Regions from separate parts of the Homo sapiens genome. Here all the other regions are linked to region 3. The links are chromatin contacts, found by Hi-C or POLR2A ChIA-PET in ENCODE. All regions are on one chromosome and are shown on one strand. Each heading gives the region's core, a stretch centred on a gene start or an enhancer-like site at or near the end of the contact. The rest is flanking DNA. Distances are from core to core; before and after follow the strand shown.

Evidence for each region. Hi-C counts contacts between places; a loop is a spot of excess contacts on that map. ChIA-PET counts read pairs that join two places held with the same protein, here RNA polymerase II (POLR2A). Pooled maps may share reads with other maps.
Region 1: a loop to region 3 is called in a map of naive thymus-derived CD4-positive, alpha-beta T cell, with 11 times the contacts of the local background. The contact joins the promoter of FBXL14 here to the promoter of CCND2 in region 3. A Hi-C loop is called at or near these places in 2 of 168 maps with a recorded cell type or tissue (naive thymus-derived CD4-positive, alpha-beta T cell and vagina) and 9 of 50 pooled maps. POLR2A ChIA-PET finds 5 or more read pairs at or near these places in 1 of 52 experiments (T-cell).
Region 2: a pooled map shows a loop between it and region 3 (7-fold over the local background). The contact joins the promoter of GAPDH here to the promoter of CCND2 in region 3. A Hi-C loop is called at or near these places in 1 of 168 maps with a recorded cell type or tissue (transverse colon) and 6 of 50 pooled maps. POLR2A ChIA-PET finds 5 or more read pairs at or near these places in 1 of 52 experiments (H1).
Region 4: a pooled map shows a loop between it and region 3 (4-fold over the local background). The contact joins the promoter of TAPBPL here to the promoter of CCND2 in region 3. A Hi-C loop is called at or near these places in 6 of 50 pooled maps.

What each region holds. Positions count from the first base shown.
Region 1 is chr12:1,591,414-1,597,595 of GRCh38, forward strand. It overlaps FBXL14 (F-box and leucine rich repeat protein 14), which reads right to left and starts at 3,168. Exons shown (of 2, transcript NM_152441.3): 1 at 1,460-3,168. The coding sequence starts at 2,653. RefSeq lists enhancers at 1,122-1,725, 2,243-2,432, 3,803-3,872 and silencers at 1,643-1,692, 2,673-3,542.
Region 2 is chr12:6,529,930-6,536,508 of GRCh38, forward strand. It overlaps GAPDH (glyceraldehyde-3-phosphate dehydrogenase), which reads left to right and starts at 4,588. Exons shown (of 9, transcript NM_002046.7): 1 at 4,588-4,640; 2 at 4,881-4,932; 3 at 6,565-6,579. The coding sequence starts at 4,904. GAPDH-DT (GAPDH divergent transcript) reads right to left here and starts at 4,478. Exons shown (of 2, transcript XR_002957397.2): 1 at 3,535-4,478; 2 at 1,987-3,214. NCAPD2 (non-SMC condensin I complex subunit D2) reads left to right here. Exons shown (of 32, transcript NM_014865.4): 29 at 1-29; 30 at 762-888; 31 at 992-1,147; 32 at 1,398-2,026. The coding sequence ends at 1,483. RefSeq lists enhancers at 2,730-2,859, 2,820-3,593, 3,594-4,367, 4,368-5,141 and silencers at 3,770-4,019, 4,740-4,879.
Region 3 is chr12:4,269,418-4,276,182 of GRCh38, forward strand. CCND2 (cyclin D2) reads left to right here and starts at 4,345. Exons shown (of 5, transcript NM_001759.4): 1 at 4,345-4,818; 2 at 6,588-6,765. The coding sequence starts at 4,624. CCND2-AS1 (CCND2 antisense RNA 1) reads right to left here. Exons shown (of 2, transcript NR_125790.1): 1 at 6,642-6,765. RefSeq lists silencers at 1-171, 182-251, 1,766-1,835, 3,536-3,655, 4,186-4,275 and 2 more.
Region 4 is chr12:6,450,792-6,454,542 of GRCh38, forward strand. TAPBPL (TAP binding protein like) reads left to right here and starts at 1,251. Exons shown (of 7, transcript NM_018009.5): 1 at 1,251-1,521; 2 at 2,276-2,506; 3 at 2,656-2,925. The coding sequence starts at 1,458. CD27 (CD27 molecule) reads left to right here. Exons shown (of 6, transcript NM_001242.5): 5 at 104-223; 6 at 477-922. The coding sequence ends at 601. It overlaps CD27-AS1 (CD27 antisense RNA 1), which reads right to left and starts at 726. Exons shown (of 6, transcript NR_015382.2): 1 at 1-726. RefSeq lists enhancers at 61-270, 361-520, 951-1,550.

The DNA.
Region 1 (6,182 bases), core at 1,918-4,417, 2.7 Mb before region 3:
CTTTTACTGTAAGAATATAAACGTTTTAAGAGGATCTTTGTTATTATTTATACAAATTCACAAACAGTACAATTAATTGATAAAGGTCTCTGGGTTTCTTTAACTCCATGGTCTTGCATGTTGCTGTGGAGGGTTCTAAAGAAATAACAACAAAAATCCAACGAAAATATACATCCTACTCAGAAGTGATTTCTTTAAAGCCACAAGTCCCAACCCCCACCAAAAGAAAGAAAGTCATCTATTCCTCCATTTAGAAACGGAATTTTTTAAAACCCACAAACTCCCATTTTGTTAATAGAACAGAGATAAGATATGAGCTTCATCACAGCCCCAGGGGCTCTGCAGGCCAGCTCTGCTCCTGTTTCCCACAGGAAGCCGCACTGTGTGACCTTTTTGGGGGGAAACTTGGAAGAGGGTGAGGGTAGGGCAGAATTTGCATATATAATCATCATTTTCAAGACACAATCTGCATCTCCAACAAAAACAACGGTTCAACTCTCATTGCTCCCACATATTTGTGCTATAAATTAAGATTTAGAAATAGGTCCTCAAATCCCAATGAACAAGGAGAAAAAGGAAATTATAGCCAGAATGTGGAAGTGGGGCACACTGGACGGATGGAGGCTGGGAAGAAGCCAACACAAAAAGACGGACAAACCCAAGGGCATCTTTCCAGTCTAGGCACAAACATGTTTCAGTCTCAAAATATCTCTCTTGTAGAATTCCAGGGCTTCAGAAAAAAAGTAAACTAAAACGAGGTAGCCAGACATATATATGTATATATATATATATATAATTTATATATATATAATATATAGAATATATTCAGCAGAAAAAAGGACCATGATTTCAAATTTTTTCCAAAAAAAAATTTTTAAACAGGAAAGAAGATTAAGAACATGAAATGAGCATGAATAGCAGAGTACTGTAAGAGGAGGAGTGATGAGAAGAGACTGGGATTAGTTACAAAGTGGAAGGGTGAAAAGGCCTTTGTAGCTGGGTTTGCTTTTTATACATTTCAAAATAAAAACCAGATCACAGTATTCAAATGAAAGCTGAAGTGAAAGCAGACATTTTCCTCAACTCCCCAGGGTTGAAAAGACCAGTCACTCCCCACCCCCATTTCCAGTCACAGCAGTGGGGATACAGTAGCTGAATCAGTCCTCCACCCCCTGCAGGGGAGTGGGTGGGTAAGCAGCAGAGTCCATCTCTCCATCCGCGGGGAAAAGGAGCTGGGAGTAGGGTAGGGTAGGAACCCCAGCTGCAAAGAGAATGGGCTGGAAGCCGGGAGGGGGCTGGAGGAGGGAGGAGGAAACGAGCCTGAGGCTTCTGTCATAGCCCCATCTCATCCGCTGCAATGATCTGTGCGTAAGTGTGCGTGTGAGTGTGTGGGGGCGGTGGTAATGGGAGGATGAACAGGGCGGGACAAGGGGAGCTGGTGCTGCCGCCCTCACCTGACCTTCTCACTGTCCGTCATCTGCCAGAGTCCCAGGTTGAGTACCTTGAGGCACGGCAGCTGCGTGATGCGCTCCAGGCCGCGCTTGGTGATTCGGGTGCAGCCGTACAGGTCTATGCCGGTGAGTTGGCTCAGGTGCTCAGCGATCAGCTCCAGGCCCTTGTCCGTGATGCGCACACACTGTCCAATGTTGAGCGTGCGCAGCCCGTGCATCTGCCGCACCATGCGGTTGATGCCATCATCACTGATGTGGCAGGAGCAGAGGGAGAGAGACTTGAGGCCATCCAGCCCCTGGGCTATGTAAGCCAGACTCTGGTCTCCCACCTTGTCACAGAACGAAACATCCAGCCCCGAGAGGCGCAGGCTGCCCATGGCCAGATGCATGATGCCCGTGTCACTGATGTTGTCACAGGAGCGCAGGTTGAGGCTGCGCAGGCTGCCCATGTGCGACAGGTGCAGGAGGCCAGCGTCCGAGATTCCCCCACAGAAGCTGAGGTTGAGGAGCCTCAGGCCCGTCAGCCCTCGGGAGATGTGCTTTAGAGAAAGATCTGTGAGCTTCTGGCAGTCCTGTAGCGTGAGCTGCTCCAGGCCCAGGCAGCCCTCCGCCGCGCTGCGCGTCATGCCGGCCAGGTGCCCGATGCCCACATCCGAAAGGTGGCGGCAGCTGCGGAGGTTAAGGCTCTTGAGGCGCTGCAGACCCCAGGCGATGAGCAGAAGGCCAGTGTTGGTGATGTTGCTGCAACCTCCCAGCTCCAGCACCTCCAGGCCCTTGAGGTACTGGGCTATGCGGCCCAGGCTGCTGTCAGTGATCTGCTTGCAGAGGCTCAGGTTGAGAGCGCGCAGGGAGCCGATCTCCTGCACAAACGCGTGGCCCAGCCCGTTGTCGGTGAGGTTGTAGCAGCCGCTGAGGTTGAGGCTCTCGATGTTGGCCATGCCCTGGATCACGTAGCTGAGGCTGCGGCGGAGGCTCAGGATCTGCACCCGGCGGATGCCCCGGGCCTGCAGGCTGGGGAACAGCGACGGGTTGGCCCGGCGCAGGTGCAGCTTGGCCTCCACCCCCCGCCACACCGACTTGTGGTAGGCGGCGTCCCGCCAGGCGGTGCACACCTGCGCCGCGCGCCCCTTGTCCCGGACGTCCAGGTAGCCGAAGATCATGGCCAGCAGCTCCGGGAACAGGCATGAGATGTGGGTCTCCATCTTCCTCCTCCCCCCTCCGCGGCGCTGGGGGGAGGAGGCGCGGGCCCCGCCGCTCCGGCCTCGGGCAGGCGACGAGAGCGCTTCTCCCCAGCCGCCGCCGCCGCCGCCGCCGCCGCCTCGGGCCCAACGGCCGGCCCCTCCCCGCCTTCCGGCTCCGGCCGCCGCCGCCGCTCCTCCTCCTGGTCCGTCCGTCCTTCCTTCCTGCCGGCTGCGCCTCCGGCCCGGCCCTCCCCCGCCCCGGGCTCCGCACGGCGCTCACATCCCGGGCGGGGAAGGCGCCTCGCTCTCGCTCCCGGAGGCCGGCCGCCGCCGCCGCCTCGGCTCTACCCACGCCGCGCCCGGGCCGCGCCGCTCCGCCCGCGCCGCCGCGCCCACGCCCCCTGCCGCATCCTCCGCCTCCTGCCGCCGCCGCTGCTCCGCGGGCCGGCGGGCGGCGAGGGGGCCCCGGGGGCCGGGCGCACGGGCTCCGGGCGCGGAGGAGGCTTCCTGCTGCCTTTGTCTCTCGCCCGCTTTTCAAACCTCCCAGCCCCGGGCCGCCCGCACTCCGCCGCCCAGGCGGGGGGACCAGGAGGCCAATCCCGGCCGGCGGCGTGCGTTCCTTCTCCCCCGCCGTCCGCGGCCACTTGGGAGCTGCCGGCCCCCGCACCAAGGACGCCGCGGCCGTCCGGCCGGAGCGCGGCTCGGCGCAGACCCCGGGCGAGCAGGCGGGCCGTGCGTTTGGTAGCGCCCGGGCCGGCCCCGGCTCCGCCGCCCTGCAGCGCGTCCCCTCCGCCGCTCCCGCTCCCCCGCGCCCGCGCAATGGTACGGGCCTGCGCTGCCGGAACTGTGGAGCCGTTGCCCTGGAAACCGAGTTCGGCCTGGTCCCGTGGCCCCTGATTTTTAACCCTGTGGGCGCCACGGGGGAGCGGCAGCTGTCAGCAGAGCGCCTCCCCACCCGGCTTCTTTTCACCCGGTAGCCCGTTATTGAGCCGTTCCCTCTCTGGGCCACGCCCCAGCCCCGTTCCTTCTTTTTCTTTGCTGTTGAAGTCTGCGCAGCCCCTTCCCACAGTTTACCCCTGCAATTCGTTACCCTTATTTCACACCCCTCTCCCTTGATTATCCCTGCGAGAGCCGCCTCCTATAGCAGTGCTCAATAATCGTCACCCCAACTCTCCTTTTCTTACTGTCCCTAATGCCCCTTAACGCCTCATTATCACACCCCCTGCTCCCCCGGTTGGGGCTGTTTACTACGACGCCTTTCTCTCCAGTCTTGTGTCTTAAATTGGAGAGAAACTCGGCTGTACTCATCTTAAACAATGACCCCCTCCAGTCGGTGTTCTAGAAATTTCTAGAATTATCCATGACTACTTCCTTCTAGCATCTTCTGATGGTTTCCAGACACGCTGTGTGTGTTTCCCTCGGTACTTGATACATCAAAACTTCCCTCTACTTCTGAACGCTGCTGCGCCACCAATGCCCTCAGTCCGCTTTGCTTACAGGGGAACAGCCTTCCCCTAAGCCTTGTTTTAGGAGCTTTCTCCTTGTCATCAGCCTTAGACTATCAGTTGTATGGCTCAGTTGTACTGATAGTCAATATATTCGTATATGCTGAATCCAATTTACTTTTTGATTAAAATGGAATGACAGTTGAACTTGGTTTAAGACAATCCAGTCGTGTCTGTTGGTTTATCAACCGTTTTATGGAAGCAGGGCACAATTCCATTCTAGGATGTAGCCCCTGGGTCCTAAATGTCCGTACTAAGGATAGAATTTCAGAAGTTTCATTTTAACTACCCCCAAACCAAGAATTTTTGGATCAGAGAAAATGATCCTCTGTATTTTAATTTATGGATCCACACAACTAGATACAAGACCAGCGGATTTATCAGAAAGGGAAAATGGTTTCATTGATTCTTTGAGGACCTGAACAAGATTTGGAAGGGGTTCCATATTCAGTGTAGGAGAGTAACTTTTGCCCAAGCAACCACTATTAGACCAAATACATACAGATTCAGTAATAGGCATAATACACCTTTTACACCCCTACCACTCCTCTTTCCTAAATCAGGAAATGCAGAAGCAAAAATTCTCGCCAGCTTGTTACCTCACCCACATTACACGCAGTGTGGAGCCCATAGATTTTTATAACCTTCTTGAAAAAATAGACTGTACTGTTAGTCATCCAGTACATCCAGATGTACGGTGGCAGTAAGTGTCACGATTCTGGGGTATGCCTGGGCTTCACTCTTCTCCTGGAGGTTATCTAGGCTTTTATTCTTCTCAGTCACTTCTGCCTAAACGTTTACCTTAAATTCTGCGCAAAAGTCACTTTTTGATTGTTCTGTGCACCTAGATGTGTTTGGGTTGATGTCAAGGCCTTAATCCAAAGCACCTTAGTGTAACTTAATCCTGCTTAATAAAAAACAAAGTACCCCACACATTTGGGGGGAATTTTAGACAAGGGGCCTGACCAGCCTCGGACTAAGAAGGAGCCTAATGGTTTTCCTTCTCTAGAAAGGCCCTTGTTCTCAAATCTGAAGAGTCATTCAGAGGTATCTGGAAGCACTTTCTCTAGAAGTTGGCCATCTGGTCCTCGTTCTAACAACAGTTTTTCTTGAATTCTAGAATCTTATTAACACAAAGCCTTTTATTTAAGGCACTCAAGTATATATTATAAGGATTTTCAGCAATATGACTATTTTCACCTTCAATAAATAGGAAAATATAGCATCAAGAAGCATCACAGAAAAAGCATTCCCGGGGAAAAGGAACTAGGGCGTAGAATGAGCCCTATGCCGAATCTGAACACCTGGTGACTTTATGCTACTGAGGAAACGACTCTCCTTTCTGGGTCTCGGTTTCCTTGTGTAACACCAGGATGATTTGACTAGGTAATCTTCAGGGACCTTTCCAGTAGGAACACTCTGAGGCCAAGAGCCTAGCATACTGTCTCCTTAACCCATGGAACAATTACACATTGTTCCTAATGCAGGCTCCAGATATTAAGAATAACTTCGAATACAATAACTTCCTGGGAGCTTTGGTTTATGCTCAGACTTAGGACACAAAAATATATGAAGAATATGTATAGACAGGAGACTCTGATTGTCTGGCAAAGATGTATACCAATGTAGAAAATCCTGTGGCTTGCTCTTCATATTTTTAAAACTGGTTGAGATTTTTGTATATGATTTAACAAGTTGCAACCATAAGTTTTTTAACTAGCCTATTTAAAAGCAGAAATGATAGCCTTGTGTAGGGAGTCTCTCCAAAGCCTTACAAAGAATTTTTTTTTTAATTCTAGATTTTTCAGATGGAATGTGCTTTTCACCTGGGTAGGGTGGGAAAATTGAGAGGCCCAACCCAAAGATCAGGCTTACCTAAGGATTCATACTTTCTCCTTCAGAAGGGGAAGACCTGGCAGGAAAGATCAGAAGAGCTCTGTAGCTTTTAACTCCTCATTCAAGTATATATATATATATATATATATATATATATATATATATATATATATATATCTCCAAAAATAGTGGCCCAGAGTCTAGTTTAT
Region 2 (6,579 bases), core at 3,338-5,837, 2.3 Mb after region 3:
TGCGACGTGGGGCCAAGCCTGAGGGCAAGGTGAGCAGCACAGGACACTTCAATGCCTGTTGGGTTCTGGGCTGGCTAAGACATCTGCCGGCCCTGGGCAGCATACGGCTCTTGCAGTCACCTTCCCGTCCTCCTTATCCCCAGCTGGGTTGCAACCAAATTGCCAGAGTGACCTAAGACCAGATCTTTGTCTCCAGTTCTTTTTTTATTACTCCAAAAACACAACCAAAGCAGCATCTCATCCAATTCTTGTTTGTTTGTTTTTAATAGTTTTTATTTTTCAGAGCAGTTTTAGGTTCAAAGCAAAATTGAGCAGAAAGTACAGGGAGTTCCCTTCTACCCCTTGCCCCTACACATCACAGCCTTCCCCACCTTCAACATCCTGCACCAGGGTGGCACATTTGTTACAGCTGAACCTACACTTACACATCATCTCCTAAAGTCATGGTTTACCTTGGAGTTCACTGCACGTAATGACATGTACCCACCATTGCAGTATCATACAGAAGAGTTTCACTGCCTTACAAATCCCCTGCACTCCACCTATTTATCCCTCTCTCCCCACAACCCCTGATCTTTTTACTGTTGCCATCACTTTGTCTTTTCCAGAATGTATCATTGGAATGATCCGGTATGGAGCCTTCTCACCTTGGCTTCTTAGTAATGTGCGTTTAAGGCCTCCATGTCTTCCATGGCCTTGTTTCTTTTTAATCAGAAGTAACTGTTTTCAGGCCTGCTCTGAATCTCCTTTTCTCCCTCCAGGCTATAATAGATGAATTTGAGCAGAAGCTTCGGGCCTGTCATACCAGAGGTTTGGATGGAATCAAGGAGCTTGAGATTGGCCAAGCAGGTAGCCAGAGAGCGCCATCAGCCAAGAAACCATCCACTGGTACGTAAGGCAGCCTGTGCGGGCGAGACCAGACTGGGCCCTCCCCTCCTGCAGTGATTTGTTTCTTCTTCTTTTTTAAATCACGTTTTCCTGCCTTTTCTAGGTTCTAGGTACCAGCCTCTGGCTTCTACAGCCTCAGACAATGACTTTGTCACACCAGAGCCCCGCCGTACTACCCGTCGGCATCCAAACACCCAGCAGCGAGCTTCCAAAAAGAAACCCAAAGTTGTCTTCTCAAGTGATGAGTCCAGTGAGGAAGGTATGATGCTCCCGCCTGTTCCCGGCCGAGAAGGCACACAGCTAGGGTGCAGAGGGCTGGTTTCCATAGGACCTGCTGCGGGGGCCTGAGTGTAGATGCTCTGCCCCACTGCCGCAGAAGGGCCTCTCCTGTACAGCTTGGATTTTATTTCTTCTGTGCGGTGTGGGATTGTCTCACTTGTTCTCTGATATCTATTTTTTCACCATCTTTGTGACTCAGCTTTTTCTTATTCCTTTAATTCTTTGCATAGATCTTTCAGCAGAGATGACAGAAGACGAGACACCCAAGAAAACAACTCCCATTCTCAGAGCATCGGCTCGCAGGCACAGATCCTAGGAAGTCTGTTCCTGTCCTCCCTGTGCAGGGTATCCTGTAGGGTGACCTGGAATTCGAATTCTGTTTCCCTTGTAAAATATTTGTCTGTCTCTTTTTTTTAAAAAAAAAAAAGGCCGGGCACTGTGGCTCACGCCTGTAATCCCAGCACTTTGCGATACCAAGGCGGGTGGATAACCTGAGGTAGGGAGTTCGAGACCAGCCTGACCAACATGGAGAAACCCCATCTCTACTAAAAATAAAAAATTAGCCGGGCGTATTGGCGTGCGCCTGTAATCCCAGCTACTCAAGAGGCTGAGGCAGGAGAATCGCCTGAACCCAGAGGCGGAGGTTGTAGTGAGCCGAAATCACACCATTGCACTCCAGCTTGGGCAACAATAGCGAACCTCCATCTCAAATTAAAAAAAAAATGCCTACACGCTCTTTAAAATGCAAGGCTTTCTCTTAAATTAGCCTAACTGAACTGCGTTGAGCTGCTTCAACTTTGGAATATATGTTTGCCAATCTCCTTGTTTTCTAATGAATAAATGTTTTTATATACTTTTAGACATTTTTTCCTAAGCTTGTCTTTGTTTCATCTTTCACATTAGCCCAGTTTCATGCAGCAGAGAGAGGGTTATCAGTGCAGAGAGAGATGAGTGAGCCCAGAGTCCTAGGGCCTGTCCCGGGATGGCAGATGAGCTTCCTGCCCCGTCACTGCCACCTTTCCCCTCTCAACCTCTGGACCCTGCACAGTGACCAGACAGCCTCTCTGGGGAGAATTATGCAGTGCCTAGGCTCCAGATCAGTGCTTCTGAACCGGGGGCAATTTTGTCTGCCAGAGGACATCTGACAACACCTGGGGCCTGTTTTGTTGTCATAGCCTATAGGGGAAGAATGCTACCAGCATTTGTGGGAAGAGGCCAGGGATGTGGCTCAACATCCTGCAGTGCACAGGATGGCCCCTCAACAAAGAATCACACGGCCCACAATGTCAATAGCGTCACAGTTGAGAAAACCTGCTCTAGACCAAGGGTTGCTTTCTGCCGTGTGCCTCACCCCACCCCCACTCGTGTTCCCTAATCCCATCTCCAAAGGTTGGCAGCAGACCGGCCCAGGCTCGTGGAAGTTCAGATCATGATCCCCTCCAGCTCTGCAGGAGACAAGACCTGTCTCCCAGCATTCCTCATTGTTCCCGGGTCTGCAGAGGGCGTGAGCTATGCTGCAGGCGGGCTGCCCCCTGAAGCCTGCGCACCCCTCTCCAGCTCCTCAAGTCTTCTCTGCTGAGTCACCTTCGAACCGGAGGCTGTGAGCTGGCTGTCGTGACCACACTGGTGCCTCTGCTGTCATGACAACAGCACACTACGTCAGTAGTGCTCCCTGGGCACTGAGCTCCCTCTTTGCGGGGAGAAGACAGTAATGAAAAATGACAAGCATGAGGCAGAGGGGAAGATCACGCTTGGGTGGTGCAGGAGCATGGAGGTGCTCTTAATGCTCTCAATGAGAAAGGGTTAACGGTCCTGGTTGCAGGAATAGCTGAGTCAGAGGTGGGGCTTCCTCCACTCCCCCACCCCACCCCTTTCACCATTAGGGACCTTCTTGCCTTGCTCTTGCTACTCTGCTCTGGGTGGTCATTGTGAAAAGCCCGCACCAACCATGCCAGTGGCAGCCAGACGAGGACACAGCCTGGCTCTGGGTCCCAGCAGGAAAGGCAATCCCAGAAAGGCAGGGTCAGGGACTGGAGTCCTGTGGGTGCTTTTTAAGCAAAGATTATCACCAGGCAGGCTAAACTTAGCAACCGGCTTTTAGCTAGAAGGGCAGGGGGCTGGTGTCAGGTTATGCTGGGCCAGCAAAGAGGCCCGGGATCCCCCTCCCATGCACCTGCTGATGGGCCAAGGCCACCCCACCCCACCCCCTTCCTTACAAGTGTTCAGCACCCTCCCATCCCACACTCACAAACCTGGCCCTCTGCCCTCCTACCAGAAGAATGGATCCCCTGTGGGAGGGGGCAGGGGACCTGTTCCCACCGTGTGCCCAAGACCTCTTTTCCCACTTTTTCCCTCTTCTTGACTCACCCTGCCCTCAATATCCCCCGGCGCAGCCAGTGAAAGGGAGTCCCTGGCTCCTGGCTCGCCTGCACGTCCCAGGGCGGGGAGGGACTTCCGCCCTCACGTCCCGCTCTTCGCCCCAGGCTGGATGGAATGAAAGGCACACTGTCTCTCTCCCTAGGCAGCACAGCCCACAGGTTTCCAGGAGTGCCTTTGTGGGAGGCCTCTGGGCCCCCACCAGCCATCCTGTCCTCCGCCTGGGGCCCCAGCCCGGAGAGAGCCGCTGGTGCACACAGGGCCGGGATTGTCTGCCCTAATTATCAGGTCCAGGCTACAGGGCTGCAGGACATCGTGACCTTCCGTGCAGAAACCTCCCCCTCCCCCTCAAGCCGCCTCCCGAGCCTCCTTCCTCTCCAGGCCCCCAGTGCCCAGTGCCCAGTGCCCAGCCCAGGCCTCGGTCCCAGAGATGCCAGGAGCCAGGAGATGGGGAGGGGGAAGTGGGGGCTGGGAAGGAACCACGGGCCCCCGCCCGAGGCCCATGGGCCCCTCCTAGGCCTTTGCCTGAGCAGTCCGGTGTCACTACCGCAGAGCCTCGAGGAGAAGTTCCCCAACTTTCCCGCCTCTCAGCCTTTGAAAGAAAGAAAGGGGAGGGGGCAGGCCGCGTGCAGCCGCGAGCGGTGCTGGGCTCCGGCTCCAATTCCCCATCTCAGTCGTTCCCAAAGTCCTCCTGTTTCATCCAAGCGTGTAAGGGTCCCCGTCCTTGACTCCCTAGTGTCCTGCTGCCCACAGTCCAGTCCTGGGAACCAGCACCGATCACCTCCCATCGGGCCAATCTCAGTCCCTTCCCCCCTACGTCGGGGCCCACACGCTCGGTGCGTGCCCAGTTGAACCAGGCGGCTGCGGAAAAAAAAAAGCGGGGAGAAAGTAGGGCCCGGCTACTAGCGGTTTTACGGGCGCACGTAGCTCAGGCCTCAAGACCTTGGGCTGGGACTGGCTGAGCCTGGCGGGAGGCGGGGTCCGAGTCACCGCCTGCCGCCGCGCCCCCGGTTTCTATAAATTGAGCCCGCAGCCTCCCGCTTCGCTCTCTGCTCCTCCTGTTCGACAGTCAGCCGCATCTTCTTTTGCGTCGCCAGGTGAAGACGGGCGGAGAGAAACCCGGGAGGCTAGGGACGGCCTGAAGGCGGCAGGGGCGGGCGCAGGCCGGATGTGTTCGCGCCGCTGCGGGGTGGGCCCGGGCGGCCTCCGCATTGCAGGGGCGGGCGGAGGACGTGATGCGGCGCGGGCTGGGCATGGAGGCCTGGTGGGGGAGGGGAGGGGAGGCGTGTGTGTCGGCCGGGGCCACTAGGCGCTCACTGTTCTCTCCCTCCGCGCAGCCGAGCCACATCGCTCAGACACCATGGGGAAGGTGAAGGTCGGAGTCAACGGGTGAGTTCGCGGGTGGCTGGGGGGCCCTGGGCTGCGACCGCCCCCGAACCGCGTCTACGAGCCTTGCGGGCTCCGGGTCTTTGCAGTCGTATGGGGGCAGGGTAGCTGTTCCCCGCAAGGAGAGCTCAAGGTCAGCGCTCGGACCTGGCGGAGCCCCGCACCCAGGCTGTGGCGCCCTGTGCAGCTCCGCCCTTGCGGCGCCATCTGCCCGGAGCCTCCTTCCCCTAGTCCCCAGAAACAGGAGGTCCCTACTCCCGCCCGAGATCCCGACCCGGACCCCTAGGTGGGGGACGCTTTCTTTCCTTTCGCGCTCTGCGGGGTCACGTGTCGCAGAGGAGCCCCTCCCCCACGGCCTCCGGCACCGCAGGCCCCGGGATGCTAGTGCGCAGCGGGTGCATCCCTGTCCGGATGCTGCGCCTGCGGTAGAGCGGCCGCCATGTTGCAACCGGGAAGGAAATGAATGGGCAGCCGTTAGGAAAGCCTGCCGGTGACTAACCCTGCGCTCCTGCCTCGATGGGTGGAGTCGCGTGTGGCGGGGAAGTCAGGTGGAGCGAGGCTAGCTGGCCCGATTTCTCCTCCGGGTGATGCTTTTCCTAGATTATTCTCTGGTAAATCAAAGAAGTGGGTTTATGGAGGTCCTCTTGTGTCCCCTCCCCGCAGAGGTGTGGTGGCTGTGGCATGGTGCCAAGCCGGGAGAAGCTGAGTCATGGGTAGTTGGAAAAGGACATTTCCACCGCAAAATGGCCCCTCTGGTGGTGGCCCCTTCCTGCAGCGCCGGCTCACCTCACGGCCCCGCCCTTCCCCTGCCAGCCTAGCGTTGACCCGACCCCAAAGGCCAGGCTGTAAATGTCACCGGGAGGATTGGGTGTCTGGGCGCCTCGGGGAACCTGCCCTTCTCCCCATTCCGTCTTCCGGAAACCAGATCTCCCACCGCACCCTGGTCTGAGGTTAAATATAGCTGCTGACCTTTCTGTAGCTGGGGGCCTGGGCTGGGGCTCTCTCCCATCCCTTCTCCCCACACACATGCACTTACCTGTGCTCCCACTCCTGATTTCTGGAAAAGAGCTAGGAAGGACAGGCAACTTGGCAAATCAAAGCCCTGGGACTAGGGGGTTAAAATACAGCTTCCCCTCTTCCCACCCGCCCCAGTCTCTGTCCCTTTTGTAGGAGGGACTTAGAGAAGGGGTGGGCTTGCCCTGTCCAGTTAATTTCTGACCTTTACTCCTGCCCTTTGAGTTTGATGATGCTGAGTGTACAAGCGTTTTCTCCCTAAAGGGTGCAGCTGAGCTAGGCAGCAGCAAGCATTCCTGGGGTGGCATAGTGGGGTGGTGAATACCATGTACAAAGCTTGTGCCCAGACTGTGGGTGGCAGTGCCCCACATGGCCGCTTCTCCTGGAAGGGCTTCGTATGACTGGGGGTGTTGGGCAGCCCTGGAGCCTTCAGTTGCAGCCATGCCTTAAGCCAGGCCAGCCTGGCAGGGAAGCTCAAGGGAGATAAAATTCAACCTCTTGGGCCCTCCTGGGGGTAAGGAGATGCTGCATTCGCCCTCTTAATGGGGAGGTGGCCTAGGGCTGCTCACATATTCTGGAGGAGCCTCCCCTCCTCATGCCTTCTTGCCTCTTGTCTCTTAGATTTGGTCGTATTGG
Region 3 (6,765 bases), core at 3,095-5,594:
ATGACGTCAAAATTCCGCGAAAAAGCCGCGTGGTGGCTCCCCGAGCGGAGGCGCGATTCCGCCGCCCAGCGGCCCCCTCCCGGGGGCGCCTGGAGGGGGAGAAGGGCGGAGGCGGCCGGTTCCTTCTCCTCCCGGGAGGCAGGACCCCCCGACGCCGACCGCCGGACGCCCCCCGCCCCAAAGCTTATTGGAAAATTCACTTTTGTAAAGCAAATGTATTTCCAGAGCTATTTTCGGCCGCGTGAGGCGTGTCCTAAGCTGAATCAGACAGGAAGAGGGGGAAGTTCGGGTCTTTTAATTTTTTTTTTTTCCGAAGGGAGGGGAGTGAGATGCTAGGTGGGTGACAGACGGCAGGCGCTCGCCTTCTTAACTCACGCCTGTCGCATCTGCCGCCTCAGTAATCCAGCCCCGTCCAAGCCGAAATTCGCCGAAGGGAGTGCGGATGCACAGGCCTGGCGGACTCTGCCCCCCTCCAGAACGCAGCGGCCCAGCGCCCCGGCGGGCGCGGCTGCGACCAGAGGGTCCCGGAAGCGAGTGAACACCTGCAATCGCACTGCCCGTCCCCACCCACCCTGCTCCCCCGTGCTCTCCGCTTCCCGACGTTTTCCTCTTCTCCTTGTCCGCATTTTTCTACTTTGCCTGCACTCCCTCCTTCCTCTTGATGTGCCTCCTATGTGTCCCCTCGGATTTATGTGTCCCCTCGCATTTTGCCAGTCGGGTTTTCGGTTTTGATTGACCGTCCATCCCTCCACGGAGAAACACAAACACAGCTCCACTCTTTGGGGGAGCCGAGGGGAAGGCAGTGGCTCCCATTTCTGAGCCTGAACTCAGTCACTACCCGCTCCCCACCTGGCCTAGGCGCCCCTGCGCGGAGAAGGCGGGACTCGAACTCGCGCTGCTCCCGGGCCTTGAGCCGACCGCGGAATCACCTGGCTGGGAGGCATCCTCCAGGTAAGCTTGGGAGTATGTGTGCTTAGTGCTGCAGGCTCCTGCAGAAAAGTGCCTATAAACACCCAACACCCTGCTGCACCCTCCACCTCCAGGCTTTGTACACTTTCCAACCGAAACTCCAAAACGCTAGCGTAGAGGGTGGGGAGCCGGCCGGAAAAAGAATAAAAGTCCAATAAAACTGGCGTTCGCTAAAGTTTATCACCAGTCCTACATGGGATATATATATATGTATTTTTTTTTCCGTGAAGGGTGAAAAGGAGATAAGGAAGAACCAACAATCTACCCCCTCCCGCCGCCCCCCACCCCCGCGCCACGGTGATCAGTTTGGACTTCAAAGCCAGAGCACAGGCTCTTGCGCTTTTTCTTGAAACCGAAGTCTACACTGAAAGAAAGTGTGCACTTTTGCCTAGAAGGCAACATGCGTTTTCCCGCGTGCTAGGTGGAGTGCATTTTAACAAGACATTAGGGTTTTAACACATGGCTGGAGTGGCGACCAAAAGGGAAAACTCAGTTTCCAGTCCAAGCCTCCTAGAGACATTCCTGCCAACCTCCGCACCCTCTCACGCCCCACCCCACGTGTGAGAGTCTGCAAAACCACCGGGGATTGGATTCGATGGCGAGCTTCACGCTCGGGAACAGTCAGTAATCGGAAGGGGAAGTGGACAGGGGAACTTCAAGAGGCGAGCCTGCCACGCGGGAAGCGCCCGAACTTGCGGGTCTCCATGAATGCAGAGGGCGCCGGGAAGGGGGGGCATCCGGCCGCGACCCTCTCTGCCCCTCCCATTCGCTGCCCCCCTCCCCGCTGGAATTTCTCTGTAAAGCAAGACGGAGTAGGGGGAGGGGGAGAGGGAAGGGGCGAGAGGGCCCTCGGCTCACTCCCGAGACGTGAGGACTCGCCACCCAGGCATTCTCCTCGGGGTGGGCTGGGCCCCGGGACGACCACCCGCTTCTTCCTCGCCCCCGCTGCCCCCACTTCGGGAGACCCAGAGCTCTGGATGCCTTTCCCCGGAGAAGGGGGGGTGTGCGGAGTCGGGGTGGAAGAGACCTTGCTCGCAGAGCTATATCAAGTGATGTCCAGAGGCTGGGAGCCCCGGCGGCCTCTGTCCCTTGCCTGTCGGGTTAGATTTATACTTTAAAAATACCTCCCGCCCTCCCTCCTTCTCTCGCCTCTCCCCGCTGCAACTTTCTTTGATCCGCTCAAAGGTGGCTTAGGTGAAATTGGAGTAATTCCCTTATGGGGGTCTTAAAATGTAAGTGAATGTCCTTATCCGGGGTGACTCAAAAGCTTAAGTCGGGAAGCCCAACGTGACTAAAACCAATAGGTGATTGTTCGGGGCCGACTGTGTGCGGGTGTACACGGTATTCGGCCCGGGTGTCATCCGCGGCGCTGGACTGTTTCATTTTGAGTTTGCAACTTGGGTTTTTCAGCGAGCTTTTTTTCTTCCTGAAAGCTAATGGCTTCCACAGCAATTAGACATTTTCCTCGCCCGCCCCTTCCCTCCCCTTTCTTTACATATAGGAGATGGGATACTCATTCCCGCTGCTATTGATAAGGTCGGAGGCGGCCGGGCCTCTCCCCAGCTTTCGCCCGCCCCAGCGCCCGCTCTCCCTCCGCCCTCCCTTGGCTTCCTTTTGATGTAGTGGGGAACGCGTCCTACTAAAAAAAAAAAAAAAAAAAAAAAAAAAAAGTAATCTGCCCGGTAACAATCAGCGCGCAGTAGCAGGAGCCCCAGAGCTATTGGCTATGCAAATAGAGGGAGGGGAGACGGCGCCCCAAACTCTTCCTCACCCTTTTAAAGCGATATCCCCTCCTTTCCCCCCCACCACCCCTTCCGCCCCACCCTCGTTTAAAGAGGCTGGCTCCGGGGCCTGAGTTAATCGCTTGCACCTCTAGTTTATTCGCTCCCCTCCTCCGCCTTGCAGGGAACCTAGTGTACGGCTCACCCAGCCCGCGCCCCACCCCGCCTTGCTGGCTCTCCGCGCCCCTGCCCGGGCCCCCTCTCTCGGTGAGGGAGGCACTCAGTCGGCCTCGGTGTGCCCAGAGAGCTCGAGCCACGCCATGCCCGCTGCACGTGCCAGCTTGGCCAGCACATCAGGGCGCTGGTCTCTCCCCTTCCTCCTGGAGTGAAATACACCAAAGGGCGCGGTGGGGGTGGGGGGTGACGGGAGGAAGGAGGTGAAGAAACGCCACCAGATCGTATCTCCTGTAAAGACAGCCTTGACTCAAGCATGCGTTAGAGCACGTGTCAGGGCCGACCGTGCTGGCGGCGACTTCACCGCAGTCGGCTCCCAGGGAGAAAGCCTGGCGAGTGAGGCGCGAAACCGGAGGGGTCGGCGAGGATGCGGGCGAAGGACCGAGCGTGGAGGCCTCATGCCTCCGGGGAAAGGAAGGGGTGGTGGTGTTTGCGCAGGGGGAGCGAGGGGGAGCCGGACCTAATCCCTCACTCGCCCCCTCCCCCTCCCGGGCCATTTCCTAGAAAGCTGCATCGGTGTGGCCACGCTCAGCGCAGACACCTCGGGCGGCTTGTCAGCAGATGCAGGGGCGAGGAAGCGGGTTTTTCCTGCGTGGCCGCTGGCCGCGGGGGAACCGCTGGGAGCCCTGCCCCCGGCCTGCGGCGGCCCTAGACGCTGCACCGCGTCGCCCCACGGCGCCCGAAGAGCCCCCAGAAACACGATGGTTTCTGCTCGAGGATCACATTCTATCCCTCCAGAGAAGCACCCCCCTTCCTTCCTAATACCCACCTCTCCCTCCCTCTTCTTCCTCTGCACACACTCTGCAGGGGGGGGCAGAAGGGACGTTGTTCTGGTCCCTTTAATCGGGGCTTTCGAAACAGCTTCGAAGTTATCAGGAACACAGACTTCAGGGACATGACCTTTATCTCTGGGTATGCGAGGTTGCTATTTTCTAAAATCACCCCCTCCCTTATTTTTCACTTAAGGGACCTATTTCTAAATTGTCTGAGGTCACCCCATCTTCAGATAATCTACCCTACATTCCTGGATCTTAAATACAAGGGCAGGAGGATTAGGATCCGTTTTGAAGAAGCCAAAGTTGGAGGGTCGTATTTTGGCGTGCTACACCTACAGAATGAGTGAAATTAGAGGGCAGAAATAGGAGTCGGTAGTTTTTTGTGGGTTGCCCTGTCCGGGGCCCCTGGCATGCAGGGCTGGATGGAGGGAGAGGGGTGGGGGGTGGCGGGGGACCGCGTTTGAAGTTGGGTCGGGCCAGCTGCTGTTCTCCTTAATAACGAGAGGGGAAAAGGAGGGAGGGAGGGAGAGATTGAAAGGAGGAGGGGAGGACCGGGAGGGGAGGAAAGGGGAGGAGGAACCAGAGCGGGGAGCGCGGGGAGAGGGAGGAGAGCTAACTGCCCAGCCAGCTTGCGTCACCGCTTCAGAGCGGAGAAGAGCGAGCAGGGGAGAGCGAGACCAGTTTTAAGGGGAGGACCGGTGCGAGTGAGGCAGCCCCGAGGCTCTGCTCGCCCACCACCCAATCCTCGCCTCCCTTCTGCTCCACCTTCTCTCTCTGCCCTCACCTCTCCCCCGAAAACCCCCTATTTAGCCAAAGGAAGGAGGTCAGGGGAACGCTCTCCCCTCCCCTTCCAAAAAACAAAAACAGAAAAACCTTTTTCCAGGCCGGGGAAAGCAGGAGGGAGAGGGGCCGCCGGGCTGGCCATGGAGCTGCTGTGCCACGAGGTGGACCCGGTCCGCAGGGCCGTGCGGGACCGCAACCTGCTCCGAGACGACCGCGTCCTGCAGAACCTGCTCACCATCGAGGAGCGCTACCTTCCGCAGTGCTCCTACTTCAAGTGCGTGCAGAAGGACATCCAACCCTACATGCGCAGAATGGTGGCCACCTGGATGCTGGAGGTAGGTCGGGGGGTGGCGCTCGCCAGGAGCCAGGACCCCTCCGGATGCTCGGGTCCCCGGCCGGAGCCCTAAACCTGGGAGAGGGCAATCCCCGCGCCGGCCTCCCGGCTCCTGTGCGGGAGTTTACCGCGCGCCTTCTGGCGAGACGCGTGGCTTTATTTCTGTTCCTCTCCAGATAAACTGGGGAGGCAGAGGGGGGAGGAAAATCTGGGAGAAGCGAGGCTGTCCTGGGCGGGGGTAGGGGAGCATCCCGCGCGCGTGTTCCTGCATGTGGCTGCCTCTTCTTCCCACCCCCCTCGCGACCTGTCTTTTGCGAAGCCGCCGCGGCTGCTTGCGCTGCGGCCAGGAAGAGAGTCGGGGCCTGAAATCGGGACCCCGAGTAGAAAGGCAACCCCCCCCAAAAGGCCAGAGCAAATTCGTCTTGGCCTCAGGTCCCCGCCTGTGGTCGCGACTCCGCGCTGGCACTTCACCGGGGAGGTGGAGGGAGGAGGGAGAAGGAGAGAAACGGGGAATTCGGGAGCCCCGGAAGTCCCATTGAAGAAACGCGTGTTTCAGGGGAACCCAAAAGAACCGCTTCTTGCCCCTCACTCCAAGTCTTTGCCCAGCGAGCCGTGTGCCCACGTATGCACAGCTCTGGACCTGCCGTGGTTTCGCCATGTTGCTTTGCAAACTCCCTTTGGAAAGGCTGGGAAACGTCGCCCGCTTACCCTCGCACCCCATTATCCCGGCCACCCCACTTCTAATCGTGCCCTCTCCCCCACCCCCCACCTCACGAAGATTACTTACAGTTTGGTTTTCCAGCTTCCTCGGTGCGGAGATTTGGGTGGGGTAGGAAGGGGGGGAGGGGGTGTGTGTAGGGGGGATACCGGGTCACCCCTGAAGGAGAGGTGGGAGCCCCCCGTGCCTCTTTCCAGGGCTCTCTGCTCCCGTCTTTCCCCTCGCTCGTCACCGCGTTCCCTAGTTTCTGTCCTTGTGGGCCGCAGCCGGACACTCCCGCCGCGGCGCTCACCCCTTCAAGTTTCCTCCCGGGATCCAAAGCCCCAGGGGTCGGAATACAGACCTTTCTGGCACCCGAAACCTCTGTTTCGGGAAGCCTGGCTCTTCTTTGGGGTTTTCACGCCAAAAGGGCTTTTCTAGGATATTTCCTCGATTTTTAATTATTTTTTGAAACCATCCCCCCCTGCTCCGACTCCAGCTGCCGAGGCTGCGGCGCTCTTCCTCCTCTCCTCCCTCCCCCTCTCTTCCCCACCTCTCCTCACCCGCCCCCCCAAAAGCGGCCCCTGGGCCGCAGGGACCCCCCCAGACATTTTTTCCAATTGTCGGGAATGATAGAGGAGGATCTGGGGATCCGGATGAGACCAAGAAGTGGACCCCCGGAGCCTCCAGAATATTTTTATTGATTTTTTGAAAAGATGACGAAATCCAAAAAAGAGTGAGTGAGTTAGAGTGCGCGAAGGAGTAGCCAAAGGGAGCGTCGCGGAGCTGCCGCGGCTGCTGCGCACTTCTCCGACTCCCCGTTTTGGAGCTGTAGTTCACCCCCTTTTATAGGATCCCTGGGAATACCAAAGCACTGATGGGCTATTCTGATTCACTCCAGTTTCCTCATCTTTGTTCTTTATTCTTATCACGCATTCTGGTCCCCTCCCCCTCCCACAAAAAAAAATTAATTTTTTTTGTTTCGATAGATTACGCTTTTTTATTCTTTTTCTCTTTTGCTGATGCTATGCTCTCCACCCCCGCCCCCCAACCCTTTCCCACTCCCATTATAGGTCTGTGAGGAACAGAAGTGCGAAGAAGAGGTCTTCCCTCTGGCCATGAATTACCTGGACCGTTTCTTGGCTGGGGTCCCGACTCCGAAGTCCCATCTGCAACTCCTGGGTGCTGTCTGCATGTTCCTGGCCTCCAAACTCAAAGAGACCAGCCCGCTGACCGCGGAGAAGCTGTGCA
Region 4 (3,751 bases), core at 1-2,500, 2.2 Mb after region 3:
ATAAGGTGGGGGAAAGGGGAGAGGCAAGGTGACAGGAGGGCTGGGCTGAGGGAGCCAAGGGCTAGACCCTCCCCTAACCCCTGTGTGTCCCCTCCTATTACAGCCCAAAGATCCCTGTGCAGCTCCGATTTTATTCGCATCCTTGTGATCTTCTCTGGAATGTTCCTTGTTTTCACCCTGGCCGGGGCCCTGTTCCTCCATCAACGAAGGAAATATAGATCAAGTAAGAGACAGAACACAGGCCTCCGGTCCTGCCCCTGCACCACACCCCACTGGCTCAACCCCACTGCCCACGCCTGGAATCTCACTGAAACCCACCAGCTCCACTTCACCAGCCTTGGTCCTACCCCTTCTCTCCCCTTAGCTGGCGTGCTCCTGACACCCCTCCCCCAAGCGCACCCGCCTCTACCCATCTCCTTCTCCCGTCTCCCCCTGCCCCCACTGCTGGCCAAGACTCATCGGATCTCCTTCTGCAGACAAAGGAGAAAGTCCTGTGGAGCCTGCAGAGCCTTGTCATTACAGCTGCCCCAGGGAGGAGGAGGGCAGCACCATCCCCATCCAGGAGGATTACCGAAAACCGGAGCCTGCCTGCTCCCCCTGAGCCAGCACCTGCGGGAGCTGCACTACAGCCCTGGCCTCCACCCCCACCCCGCCGACCATCCAAGGGAGAGTGAGACCTGGCAGCCACAACTGCAGTCCCATCCTCTTGTCAGGGCCCTTTCCTGTGTACACGTGACAGAGTGCCTTTTCGAGACTGGCAGGGACGAGGACAAATATGGATGAGGTGGAGAGTGGGAAGCAGGAGCCCAGCCAGCTGCGCCTGCGCTGCAGGAGGGCGGGGGCTCTGGTTGTAAAACACACTTCCTGCTGCGAAAGACCCACATGCTACAAGACGGGCAAAATAAAGTGACAGATGACCACCCTGCAGCTCTCCAGCTTCCTCTCTGAAATCCCAGTCCCAAAATCCAGTTTCCTGGCCGCCTCCTGGCTCAGGTCAGGATCTGGCAGAGGAGGTTTCTCAGCCGGTTATGTTGGGGCCTGCTTAAGGGCGGGGGTGAGAAAGGTCCCCAGGCTACTGTGGATCCTGTGTCTGACTTCAGATCCCCTTTTCCCACAGTTATAGCTCCACTTTTTTGGGACAGGTGGGGAGCAAAAGGGTGCAGAGGTCAGGTCTTGAAATCACCAGGGGATTTCCGGGTGAGGTGGGTGGTGAGAAAGGAAACAGCAAGCAGGGCTCTGGCAGCTGCTGCAGACGGCTTCACACAGGGACGCGGGCTGCCATCTTGCTCTAAGTGAAAGTGAAAGAAAAGTCGGCAGCAGAGGGAACAGGGAAGAAACCTAAAGGCTGCAGGCTGCCAGGTGTGCTTGGAGAGCCCCCTTCTTCCGCCGGGCCTCGCAAGCAGCGTAGGACTGTGGAGAAGGGCGGTGGGCAAGGAGGGAACTCGAGAGCAGCCTCCATGGGCACACAGGAGGGCTGGTGCCTGCTGCTCTGCCTGGCTCTATCTGGAGCAGCAGAAACCAGTGAGTCTGGGAGTCGGGGAGAGCTGGCTGGGAGAAGAGCTACTGAAGCCCCAGGGTGCCACCCTCCCCGAGATTCCAGAAGAGCAAAGGGGCCGGGGATGACCCCATCGCCTTCTAAGCCCAACAGGGGAAAGGCTCAGCGGCTGGCAAAGGAAGGAACCAATAGTGTGTGTGGAGGGAGGGTGGGGACTCCACAGGGAAAATGCTAAAGAGGGGCTGCCTCTGTGGCTGTGGTCAGGAGCCACTGTCCTACAGAGAGGGCACTGGCCTGGGAGCTGACACTTCAGAAGAGGAAAGGACTCCCCAGGTGAGGAAATCACTTGGAAGGTGACCTTGAAGGCGGGGGAGGGGAAGGCTACCCGAAATGGGAGAAAGCAGTGCAGGCTGTCAGTGCCCCAGCAACAGTAACTGTCCAGTCTCCTCTCTCTGCGGTGGCACTTGCTTGTTTTCTGAGAATTCCTTTGACTGAAAAGATAGTCTTTTATTCAACAGTTGGAAATGCAAGCATAAACTCCTCTGAGCAAGGCAAATCCAGGACTTTAACTCTCACCAAGAAGTATTTGCCTGGACTAGCAGGTGCTCTCCAGAAAGCTGGTTTGGGGATGACGGGAGAATAGAGGGACACAGAAACAGCTAGGATCTTGGATGGCAACTTTTACCCTTTGATGACTCCACAGCTTGAGGGCGGGGGCAGGAAGCAAGTGTGGAGTAGCTTTCTGGGGAAGGCGGTGCTCACCCCAGCCTTTGTCTGCAGAGCCCCACCCAGCAGAGGGGCAGTGGCGGGCAGTGGACGTGGTCCTAGACTGCTTCCTGGCGAAGGACGGTGCGCACCGTGGAGCTCTCGCCAGCAGTGAGGACAGGGCAAGGGCCTCCCTTGTGCTGAAGCAGGTGCCAGTGCTGGACGATGGCTCCCTGGAGGACTTCACCGATTTCCAAGGGGGCACACTGGCCCAAGATGACCCACCTATTATCTTTGAGGCCTCAGGTAAAAGCCTTCCACCTGTGTCCTTGGTCCTCCCGGGCTCCCTCCACCAGGACAGCCCAGGTCCCGATTACAGCCACACATACTGCCTCCCGTTGGCCCTGGTGTTCTCACGCTAATTTGCCCTCTGTGTGTGCCCTGCTTCTCCCCAGTGGACCTGGTCCAGATTCCCCAGGCCGAGGCCTTGCTCCATGCTGACTGCAGTGGGAAGGAGGTGACCTGTGAGATCTCCCGCTACTTTCTCCAGATGACAGAGACCACTGTTAAGACAGCAGCTTGGTTCATGGCCAACATGCAGGTCTCTGGAGGGGGACCTAGCATCTCCTTGGTGATGAAGACTCCCAGGGTCACCAAGAATGAGGCGCTCTGGCACCCGACGCTGAACTTGCCACTGAGCCCCCAGGGGACTGTGCGAACTGCAGGTAAGAAAATGAAAAGCAAGGCCAGGTGTGGTGGCTCACGCCTGTAATTCCAGAATTTTGGGATACCGAGGTCGGTGGATCACCTGAGGTCAGGAGTTTGAGATCAGCCTGGTCAACACGGTGAAACCCCGTCTCTACTAATACCAAAATTAGCCGGGCATGGTGGCGGGTGCCTGTAATCCCAGCTACGAGGGAGGCTGAGGCAGGAGAATCGCTTGAACCCGGAAGGCAGAGGTTGCGGTGAGCCGAGATCACACCATGGCACTTCAGCCTGGGCAACAAGAGCGAAACTCCATCTCAAAAAAAAAAAAGAAAAGAAAAGAAAAGCAAGTCACAGAAAGTTTTGCTTTTCTAAAGTGGTAAGATATGGGGCACAGAAGAAGAAAGGGAACAAATCCACCTCCATCCACACTGGTCACCTCAGGGCACCCCTAGGCCTTGGTCCTTTCTTCCTAAAAACCCCTGAGTCAGGCCAGGTGCGAAGGCCCATGCCTGTAATCCCAGCACTTTGGGAGGCCAAGGCAGGTGGATCACCTGAGGTCAGGAGTTCAAGACCAGCCTGGCCAACATGGTGAAACCCCCTCTCTACTAAAATACAGAAATTAGCCGGGCATGATGGCAGGTGCCTGTAATCCCAGCTACTCAGGAGACTGAGACGGGAGAATCACTTGAACCTGAGAGACGGTGGTTGCAGTGAGCCGAGATTGCGCCACTGCACTCCAGCCTGGGCAGCTGAGTGAGACACCGTCTCAAAAACAACAACAACAACAAAAACCCTGAGTCCACAAGAGAATGCTTCGCAGCCCCTACCTGAACGTCCCCAGGC